Linked DNA regions of Mus musculus: region 2 is linked to region 1. The links are chromatin loops, found by intact Hi-C in ENCODE. Cell type or tissue: left cerebral cortex. All regions are shown on one strand.

Region 1 (5,000 bases):
AGTTGGGTTGCCTTGTGTGGCCTCAGTGGGAGAGGAAGCACCTAGACTCCTCATAATGACTTAAAGTTCAGGGGTTAGCGGATATGTAGGTGGGGGCGGGGGTCATCGGCTCAGAAGAGAAAAGGGTAGGGGATGGGGGAAGGATTGATTGCAGAAGGGTATGACCCAGAGGCCTGCAGTGAGAAGGATGCAAAGTGTATAAGTAAATAAATAGATAAAATTTTTAAACAATCAAGAACAAAAAATAAAATAAAACTCCTATCTTTCAACTAATCTTGAATGCAACTTTTTTATGGTACATGTGGTATCTGTGAACACCACAGATAACAACTGGATGCATCTAACTTTAGAAGTGAGATTTTTTTATTATTGGATGTTTTATTTATTTGCATTTCAAATGGCATTCCCTTTTTGGGTTTTCCCTCTGAAAACCCCCTATCCCACCCTACGTCTGCCTGCTCCTACGAGGGTGCTCCTCCACCCACCCACCCACTCCTATCTCACAGCCTAGACATTCCCCTATACTGGGTCATGGAACCTTCACAGGACCAAGGGTCTCTTCTCCCATTGATGACCAACAAGGGCACCCCCAGCTACATATGTAGCTGGAGCCATAGGTGCCTCTGTGTGTACTCTTTGGTTGGTGGGACTAAAGTCCCTGGGAGATCTGGGGGGGGGGGCAGGCGAGGGTCTGTTTGCTTCATACTATTGTTCCTCCTATGAGGTTGCAAATACCTTCAGCTCCTTCAGCTCTTTCTCTAACTCCTCCACTGGGGTCCCTGTACTCTTTAAGCCTACTTTTTACCATTTCCTGTTTAGTTAAAGCAGACTTTAGCTGTGCCTATAGTTATACATCAGGACACTGGGTGCCTATCCATTATTCTTCCAAGCCAGATTCTTTTTTTTTTTTTAAATTAGGTATTTTCCTCGTTTACATTTTCAATGCTATCCCAAAAGTCCCCCATACCCACCCACCCCCAACCCCCTACCCACCCACTCCCCCTTTTTGGCCCTGGGGTTCCCCTGTACTGGGTCATATAACGTTTGCAAGTCCAATGGGCCTCTCTTTGCAGTGATGGCTGACTAGGCCATCTTTTGATACATATGCAGCTAGAGACAAGAGCTCCGGGGTACTGGTTAGTTCATATTGTTGTTCCACCTATTATTTACCAATGTTCAAGTCTGTTTCCCTTCCCAGAATTGCCCTATAGCTTGATGTTTTGGTGACATCAGGAGTACTTGTTCAGGTTGTTAATTGACAGCAAAGCTTCTGGTGATGGTTGAGTGCCATTGTAAGAAGACAAAAATGGGACACTGGGTTGAATCCAGTCAAATATTCTGTCTGTTTCCATTGTGACATAACTCTATCTACTAAACTCCCTTTTCACTTCAACCAGCAACTTCTTCTTACTTCCCACTCAAGTACATGTTACCATTTTTACAAACACTGTTCTAATTTATAAATAAAAATTAATGAAGCAGTTCTTTACAGCACTTGTATAAGTAAGCTGGCTTCCAAAGGGTGAAAATTAAGTATCTAAAAATCGTACTTATGTAAGTGATCTAGCTACACAACAAACCTGACAAACAAAGTAGATTTGGTTTTCATTTGTTTTTTGAATTATCTGCTTGAATATCCCTGAAATTACAGGAGTGTTTCACATGTTAACACACCAAAGGTGGATGCATTTGTATTAAAAGTTTAAATTAAATATTATTTTCAGACAAGATCAGTTAGGAATAGTATCAATTAAAATTACTTTAATACCAGACAATATTTGAACCAGAGTTATATTAGTCTTTTCATTATTTTCATTAGAAATTCACAGCAATTAAAGAAGTCTGAACAGAAGAAAATAATGTATTTTTTGCTGTATTTCTGACTATTCTGAAATAAAATTAAATGGTGAATGATGAAACATTGAGCTGATTGCATAGAGATCTTTCATTTTCTTCCTTTAATAGTGCCGACTTGTGTAAACGATCTTGATAAGTTTTTTTAATTTAATTTAATTTTCATAAAATATGAAGCTCCAAGTTGCTAAAGCTGTTTTTTTTGTTTTTTGTTTTTTGTTTTTTTTGTCCTATGCTGTTAGGTCGTATCAGGCCATTCCATGCTGTTTCCTTTGGTGTACAGCCGTGAAAAGTATGGCTGCACTGTGCTGTGGAATGTTAAATTCTTTGAGAAAGCAGCTAGGACTCAGTAACTGTTGTGACACTAGGTGGCATTCCTGCGCAATCAGAGGAAATGGCTGTGGCAGTAGCTGCTCTTTCCTTCTCAGACCTGTTAGAAAATCAGAACTAGATGATGCATCACAGCTGGGGACAGTTAAATATAGAAACTCACTGAGGAGTTTATGATAGCAAGCTAGTTCTGTTTGTAATATTGACAACTTTTCAATTGGAAATGTTGTAAAGACGATCATGCCACCTTCTCGTGAGTAGAAGTGTGGATGTTTGCTACAGAAAGTTCTGTCAATTTTATCTATGATGCTCTAATGCAAGTATTAATTTCTGTTTGCACTGGTAAAACAGAAAGCATATTTATGTTGCCTTCTTGTGAAACTGGGACACATGTGTATTTCCAGAATATAAAAAATAGTTAATTATTTTTAAAAACGCTAATAAAGAGAAGAAACTACTGAAAGTTTAAGGTATCCCATTGTATTTCCAGAGAATTCATTCTGGCATCTCTGTGAATGGCAAACTGACACCTGCCCATGCCTCTTTCATTAAATGCTATATAGTCTTGGCAGAAAACCTATATTCATTCTCCAATATTAGATGTAATTTTAGATGTTGAAAGTAATGCATTATGTAAATATTTATTGTAACCGTATTATTTGTATATTGTTGATAAAATGGAAAACCCAACATTCTCATTAGCATAGCAACTATGCTTTTCTTGTGGGTGATACTAACTGTAGTGGCTATTCCTTGTTGTCAACTTGACTGTATTTGGAATGAACTACAATCCAGATTGGAAGGCTCACCAGTGACCCTTATCTGGAGGTTTGGAGATAGAAGTTTCTGATCTGGATCTTGGTATGGAGATCTTGAGGCATAGTGGCTATGGATTCCAGAAGATTAAATCTCCGAGTTCAAGGTCATCTGGGATTAAGGGTGTGGTGGAACACACCTTTAATCTGGGCTACACCTTTCATCTGTGATTAAAGGTGTGGTGGAACACACCTTTATTCTGGGCTACACCTTCTGCTGGAGACAATATAAGGACATTGGAAGAAGGGAGTCTCGCTCTTGCTCCCTTGCCTGCTTGCTGTGTGGGACTGAGTAACTGCTAGATCCTTGGACTTCCATTCACAGCTACTACTGAACCATTGTCGGGAATTGGACTGCAGACTGTAAGTCATCAATAAATTCCTTTACTATATAGAGACTATCCATAAGTTCTGTGACTCTAGAGAACCCTAACTAATACACTAACAAAGTCAAGGAATCTCATGACAAGATTCACAGAACTGTACTCTGTACCACTGAGGATGCTTAACGAATGTTTGATAGAATGCAGACATGTAGAAAGCAGACAATATCAGTAAGGATATTCTCTCTTGGGAACTCATCTCACACATTATTATTATAAGTATTATACTAGGTTAATATAATATGTATGTTAATATAAATATGATGATATTTTTACTAATATACTTCATATCAACTTTCTATATGTCAATACAATTTATAAAATGCAAGCTTTGTGATAATAGAGAGAAGAGAATGGATTTGGAATAAGGATATGAGCACTATAAGAATCAGAAGTTTATTCATTACACCAGGAAAGATGCTTAAGAGTAGAAACAGACAAAATTTCGAAGAGATTTTCATAGAGTTAGATATTGATATTTGAAAATTATGTTAAAAAATAAATCATTTTTTGCTCAAAATTTCCATTCCATAAAAATAAAAACCTTTCATAAAATGATTTGTTTATTGGAATTTTGTATGTTTAACATAAATCAAGTATTATTTGTATTTTGAGAACAGTTTGTTTAACAACTTCATATTCTCATTCCATTAGATATGAGGAGAGTTTACTTTGAACAACTAATATCACAGGTGATGAAATAATGAAAATAGAATTTGACATTCCATGTACTGGACCCTCACAAAATGACTTTTTCATGACTTTATTTGTTATTATCTTAAACTGGAACATGTTACCAACAAACTCACATATTGCTTCACCAAATCCCAGGGCAAAGCATGAAATATACTGTCATAAAAGTTTAGGGGAATATTAACAGTAAACACTGTCAGAGTATACAGTAGCCATCTAATGTAATATACTGATGTTTTCCAAACACGAGAAATCAGAATCAAGGCTCACCAGTAAAGGTCATGGTTCTGCTCCATAATAAGGGATTTATTAGGAAACAAAAGGCAAATAATTTTCTATAATCATGTTAGGATTTTGTACTTATACCAAAACATGTGTCATTTCCAGGGAATTATTATCCTTGTTTTATGAAACTGTTTTCTCACTTGAAAACAGGAAATTTAAATTTATTAACACTAAAGATGTTCAAATTTCATTTTAATACATAAATCTTCTAGAATATAATCTTTGCGTAAACTGCTTTTTAGAGTGATTTCTTCTTGCTCTTCCTAGTTGACAATGTCCAGTTCTTCAAATTATATATTTTGCAACAGAGTATAATTTTTGAAGTTGAAATTATCAAATTTAATTCAAACATTCATGTAGTTCCTATTTTGTTTAATGAAACTTCCTAAAGCTAAGGAGGGATTTGTTTCAGTTCATAATTTAGAAATGTAGTCTCCAGAGCATAGAGAGTGTAAAGCCAGGAACTCTAGGCAGCTGATGACATTGCCTACATAGGCAGGAAACAGATATATATATATATATATTAATTTTTTAAAATTAAAACATAATTAAATAACTTCCCTCCTTTCATTTTTCCTTCAACGTTAATCATATCCTGCCTTCCTTTGCTTCCTTTCCTTTCCATGGTATTTGTTATACC
Region 2 (5,000 bases), 100 kb after region 1:
GTTTCAATTTGAATGTGGAGTTCTTTTGAGAGAATAGTATCATGATATAGAAAATTAAGGATCTCACTGTTGTTTTCTGTTGACATTCATAGGCTTTTGCCGTAAATGTAACTGCATAATCTGATTTCAACATACTGTTAATCTATAGGAAACTAGGAATCCATATGTGTGCAGACAGTCTTTAAGATCTGTAACCAGCAAGGCCAACCCTATTTGTATACTCTCTTCCACTGCCCATTCTTAAATGATGTACAATTATAACATCTACTGTTTGTTTAGGTGAAGAAAACAGCGACATTTCATGTGAATTTATTTAAATATACTTGTACTCATGCAAACTTTTCCTGACATACCTAAATAAAGTCCATATAACTGTTCACTACTGGAACTTCATCACAAGAATTAGTAATTGCCATAGATTAAATTTCCAACACTAAACACACCAGAAAACAGAAAACATCTAGGAATTTGCAAGTGGGAGGGAAGAAATTAGAATAGTTGAGGGGGAAAGAAGTGGAATGATGTAATGTTATCTTAATTTTTAAAATTTAAACATTAGAAAATTTATTTTACTTCTCATCTCTGGGTCTTGGGTGATAAACTAAAGCTCTAACCAAAAGTTTGTTCTCTGCTTGTTAGTCATTGTCTTGGTTAGGTGACTGGACTCTTTTCCCACATAATTTGCAGAAATGTTTCTCACTGCTATCTTTGCTTTGGGATCTTTAAATTTCTCACATATGACAATTATGCATTTTACTTAAGATTGTTTAAACATAAGGAGCCAAAAGTGTTCTCATTTGGTTCTTGGGACTTCTAAAAGAATGGTACTCGAATACCCTGATTTCACTCATTTTGATTTATATTTGATTTTTGTTGTTGGAGAATTTTATGCATACATAAAATGTGCTATGATCAACTTTATGCCTGCCTTTCCTCCTCTCCAATTCTTTTCGGATTTCCCACAGCACAGAGCCCATCAGTGCTGCTCTGGTACTCACAGGTGTAGGATAATCTACTAAGCCATGGGTATCTTCCAACTGAAGCTGACTCTCCTCTCCTTCCAGGAGCCCTCAATTGCCAATTATTTCTCAGAGAGTGGTAGGACTTCAGAACTTCTCCCTTTGTTCATGCTGGTATCATAGCAATTTTAATCTTGTGAAAAGCTGAGCATATGTAATATCACATGCAAATTGCCTTGTCATGTCCAGCAAACATTGTTTTGGCCTCAATAACCACTACTTCTGGCTTTTACTTTCTTTACTTTCCCCTCTTTCTGTTGATTTCTAAGCCTTTGGACTGAAGAGTGTGATATAGATGTCCCAGCTAGAGTTGATCCCTGCATGTTATTCAGATGTAGATCTGCTGCAAAAAGTAGTTTCCTTGATGAGACTTGAGAGATGTACTAATCTATGGATGAAAAGAAAAGAATTTAGAGGAAAGTTTATTGTTGTTTCCATGTAGCTGAATACTTGGTTCTCTCATGGGTACTCTAACCTAACCAGTCACATGTTCTTTGCCCAGTTAACAATACCAATCATAAGTTTCATCACATAGAACTAGCTTTAAATATAATTAGAGAGTGGCTTGTTACCCATGAATACTCGTTTCTCTTACATTACTGGAAAAAAAAACATTCATGGGGCATGCATTATTATAGCTGACAAATTTCAAAGTTCCGTGACACATTTGAGAACTAACCTATCTTTAAGTAGGACTCACAGAACATTCCATAAGTATGAAAGCTAGCCATAAAGGATAAACATTACTAGTTGTACTGGCTTGATTTCTCAATGTCATTGACTTAACAATTTCATGTATTTAACAATCTAGAACAATGACAATAACCTGTAATATTTGAGAATATCCTGGTAACCTTACTGATCAATATCTTAAAGAATCATAACTCATAGCTGGCTCTGAGATTTTTTGTATCATAGCCTCTGTTCATTATTCCCCACTGTATGGGAATTCAATTCAAACTTCTTTATATGTATATATGTATATGTATTTAAACTTCTTAATAATTCTTTAAGCATTTCTACTACCCTAGGAAGAAATACTTGCTATTCATATACAGTATTTTCTGATTTTCTTGCAAATTAGCTTAATTTACTCTGTATTGATTTAATGCATGTTTTTACCCTTTGAAAAGTAGCTTCAAAACTAAAGCAAATGATCAATTCCAAAAGGATTAAAACATTGATTGTGGAAAAGCTCTGTTAACTAAGGTCAAAGACTACCATTTTCCAGATAGCCATCTAGGGCTTGGAGTTATATGGCGGACTCCCTTTATTGGTCGGGCTTCTCCTCCTCTGACCTTGTCTGAGGAGTTCAAGCCCCCACACCTCTACTACAGAATGTCATACAAGCTTAGTTAAGATTACCAATTCAACTTCCTCTCTTTTCTTTTAATTTAATTTAATATTATACTTACTCAATTTACATCCTGCTCACTGCCTCCCTTTTGGACACTCTTACCACAATCCTTCCCCCATCCTCACTCCCTTTCTACACTGAGTTGGGCCCCTTTCCCTATACCTCCACACTTGGCACTTTATGTCCCTGTAGTAATAGGTGCTTCTTTTCCCACTGAGGCCAGACAAGGCAGCCCAGCTAGAAGAATATATCCCACATACAGGTAACAGTTTTTGGGATGGCCACCTCTCAGTTTTTAGGGACCCACATGAAGACCAAGTTGCACATATGCTGCATATATCTGGGGAAGCTTTGGCCCAGCCAGTGTATGTTCCTTGGTTGGTGGATCAGAATCTGAGAGAGCCAAGGGTCCAGGTTAGTTGATTCTGTTGGTCTCCCTGTGGAATTCCTGTTCCTTTTGGGTCCTGCAATCTTTCCTCCTATTCTTTCATAAGAGTCCCTAAGAGCCACCCACTGTTTGGATGTGGGTGTCTGTGTCTGTCTGAGTCAGCTTCTGGGTCGAGCCTCTCAGTGGACAACATGTTCCTGTCTGCAAGCATAACACAATGCCATTTATAGTGTCAGGGATTGGTGCTTGTCCATGAGATGGGTCCCAAGTTGGGCTGGTTATTGACTGATAATTCTCTCCATCTCTGTTCCATCCCCTGTGCCTGTACTTCTTGCAGACAGGATACATTTTGGGTTGAAAGTTTAGTGGGTAGGTTGGTGTCTCTTTTGCTCTACTGTGGTGCCTGCTTGGCTACAGGAAGTGGCTTCTTCAGGTTTCATATCCCCAGTGATGTGAGTCACATAAGAACCCATTCAGCTAACAGCTGAGATTCCCGAAATGCTTCTCCATGCTAATGAGGTATAAAATATCATAAGCCAACGACTCTCCCTTTCTGCGCATTCCTTATTTTAAGAATAATCCCGGATTCATCCCAAAGAAAGGATTAGCTCAGAGAGTTACTTCATTAAAGATTGCCTCCAGGAAAGCCTTCCCTTAAAAGAGTGGTGGCCAAATTTTCCAGATAAACTTTTTCCTCCTGCCCCTCCAGTACTCAGTACTACCTCCCAATCAGACCAGATCCACTTGTCCCAGGATCTGCTTTTCTCTCTCTGCCTGGCATACAGATGCCTGGAGGGGAAAAGTGGATTACAGATGGTTCCTGACTTCCTCTCCCAGCAGCAAACCTGCAGTACCTGGGTACCCAGAGAGGAATGTTGGGGCAGGCCTGCGGCTCTTATGTGCGGGTTCAAGCCTGGGAGGCATCTCGGAACTGGAAGAGAAGAGGGAATCTAGGCAGGTAGAGAAATAATGGAACCAAAACAAGCTAGTCTGCTCAAGGTTCAAATTTTTATTGAAGGATACACTTTATAAAGGAGAGGGGAAAGCCCATTCCCACCAAATCATCCTTTGAGCCCAGCTGCAGGTGACCACATATAGGATCTGATGTAGACTCGGGAACAGCTAGGCCAACTCCCAGCAGGGAGCAGCAGTGTTAGTGGCAGAACAATAGAGTGATCCAGGAAGGCAGGCTCCACCCTAGGTGATCTCCTTAGTGGTAAGCAAAGTCAAGGTCTGGCTCAGCCTGCTTCAGGCTTCTGGGAAGCTACAGAGGAAGACTGGAAGCCAGAGCATTTGTCCCAGAACCTGCTGCTTCCCCTTTTGGTCCAGATGTAGCAGCATCTGACACCCATCTGGACTCTCTGTTCAGGAGTTTGCCCTGCCTTCTCTAGGTTGGCTTGCATTCTGTGCCTGGGCACCCCTGGCAGAGAGACTGACCATGGCATGAAAATTGGTAAGAGTCAACTCCCCTCTCCAAATATTCCTGTGTTTATTATCAGTAGATGAATAGATGATTAACTAATAGATGAGGCGGTGGGGTTTGAGATGTCTTTTTTTTTCCCTGATTTTTTTTATTAGATATTTTCTTTATTTACATTTCAAATGTTATCCCCTTTCCTAGTTTCCCCTCCGAAAATCCCCTATCCTCTCCCTCCTCCCTCTGCTCCCCAACCCACCCACTACTGTTTCTTGGCCCTGACATTCCCCTATACTGGGGTATAGAACTTTCACAGACCAAGGGCTTCTCCTCCCATTGATGACCAACGAGGCCGTCCTCTGCTACATATGCAGCTAGAGCCACGAGTCCCTCCATGTGTTTTCTTTGATTTGTGGTTTAGTCCCAGGGAGCTCTGGGGGGTACTGGTTAGTTCATATTGTTGTTCCTCCTATCGGGCTGCAAACCCCCTCAGCTCCTTGGGCACTATCTCTAGCTCCTTCACTGGGGACCCTGTGCTCTGTCCAATGCATCACTGTGAGCATCCACTTCTGTATTAGTCAGGCACTGGCAGAGCCCCTCAGGAGACAGCTATATCAGTCTCCTGTCAGAAAACTCTTGTTGGCATCTGCAAAAGTGTCTGGGTTTGGTGGTTGTTTATAGGATGAATCCTCAGGTGGGGCAGTCTCTGGATGGTCATTCCTTCAGTCTCTGCTCTGAACTTTATCTCTGTAACTCCTTCCATGGGTATTTTGTTCCCCCTTCTCAGAATGATCAAAGTATCTACACTTTGGTCTTTCT

The links. Hi-C counts contacts between places; a loop is a spot of excess contacts. Peaks named below come from ENCODE experiments on the same cell type or tissue, not always from the same donor. Only the 100,000 strongest peaks of a DNase experiment are listed, where the experiment ranks them.
Region 2: a loop joins it to region 1, with 3 times the contacts of the local background. A loop is called at or near these places in 2 of 42 quality-filtered maps.

The regions. Positions count from the first base shown.
Region 1 is chr15:19,358,638-19,363,637 of GRCm38, forward strand. No RefSeq gene overlaps it. Among named protein-coding and RNA genes, the nearest start is that of Gm35496, 180 kb to the left of the region's middle. In left cerebral cortex, a CTCF peak has its summit at 2,222 (motif pointing right); a DNase peak (open chromatin) is centred at 2,235.
Region 2 is chr15:19,460,256-19,465,255 of GRCm38, forward strand. No RefSeq gene overlaps it. Among named protein-coding and RNA genes, the nearest start is that of Gm35496, 280 kb to the left of the region's middle. In left cerebral cortex, no CTCF peak of the experiment used is centred here; DNase peaks (open chromatin) are centred at 2,949 and 3,218.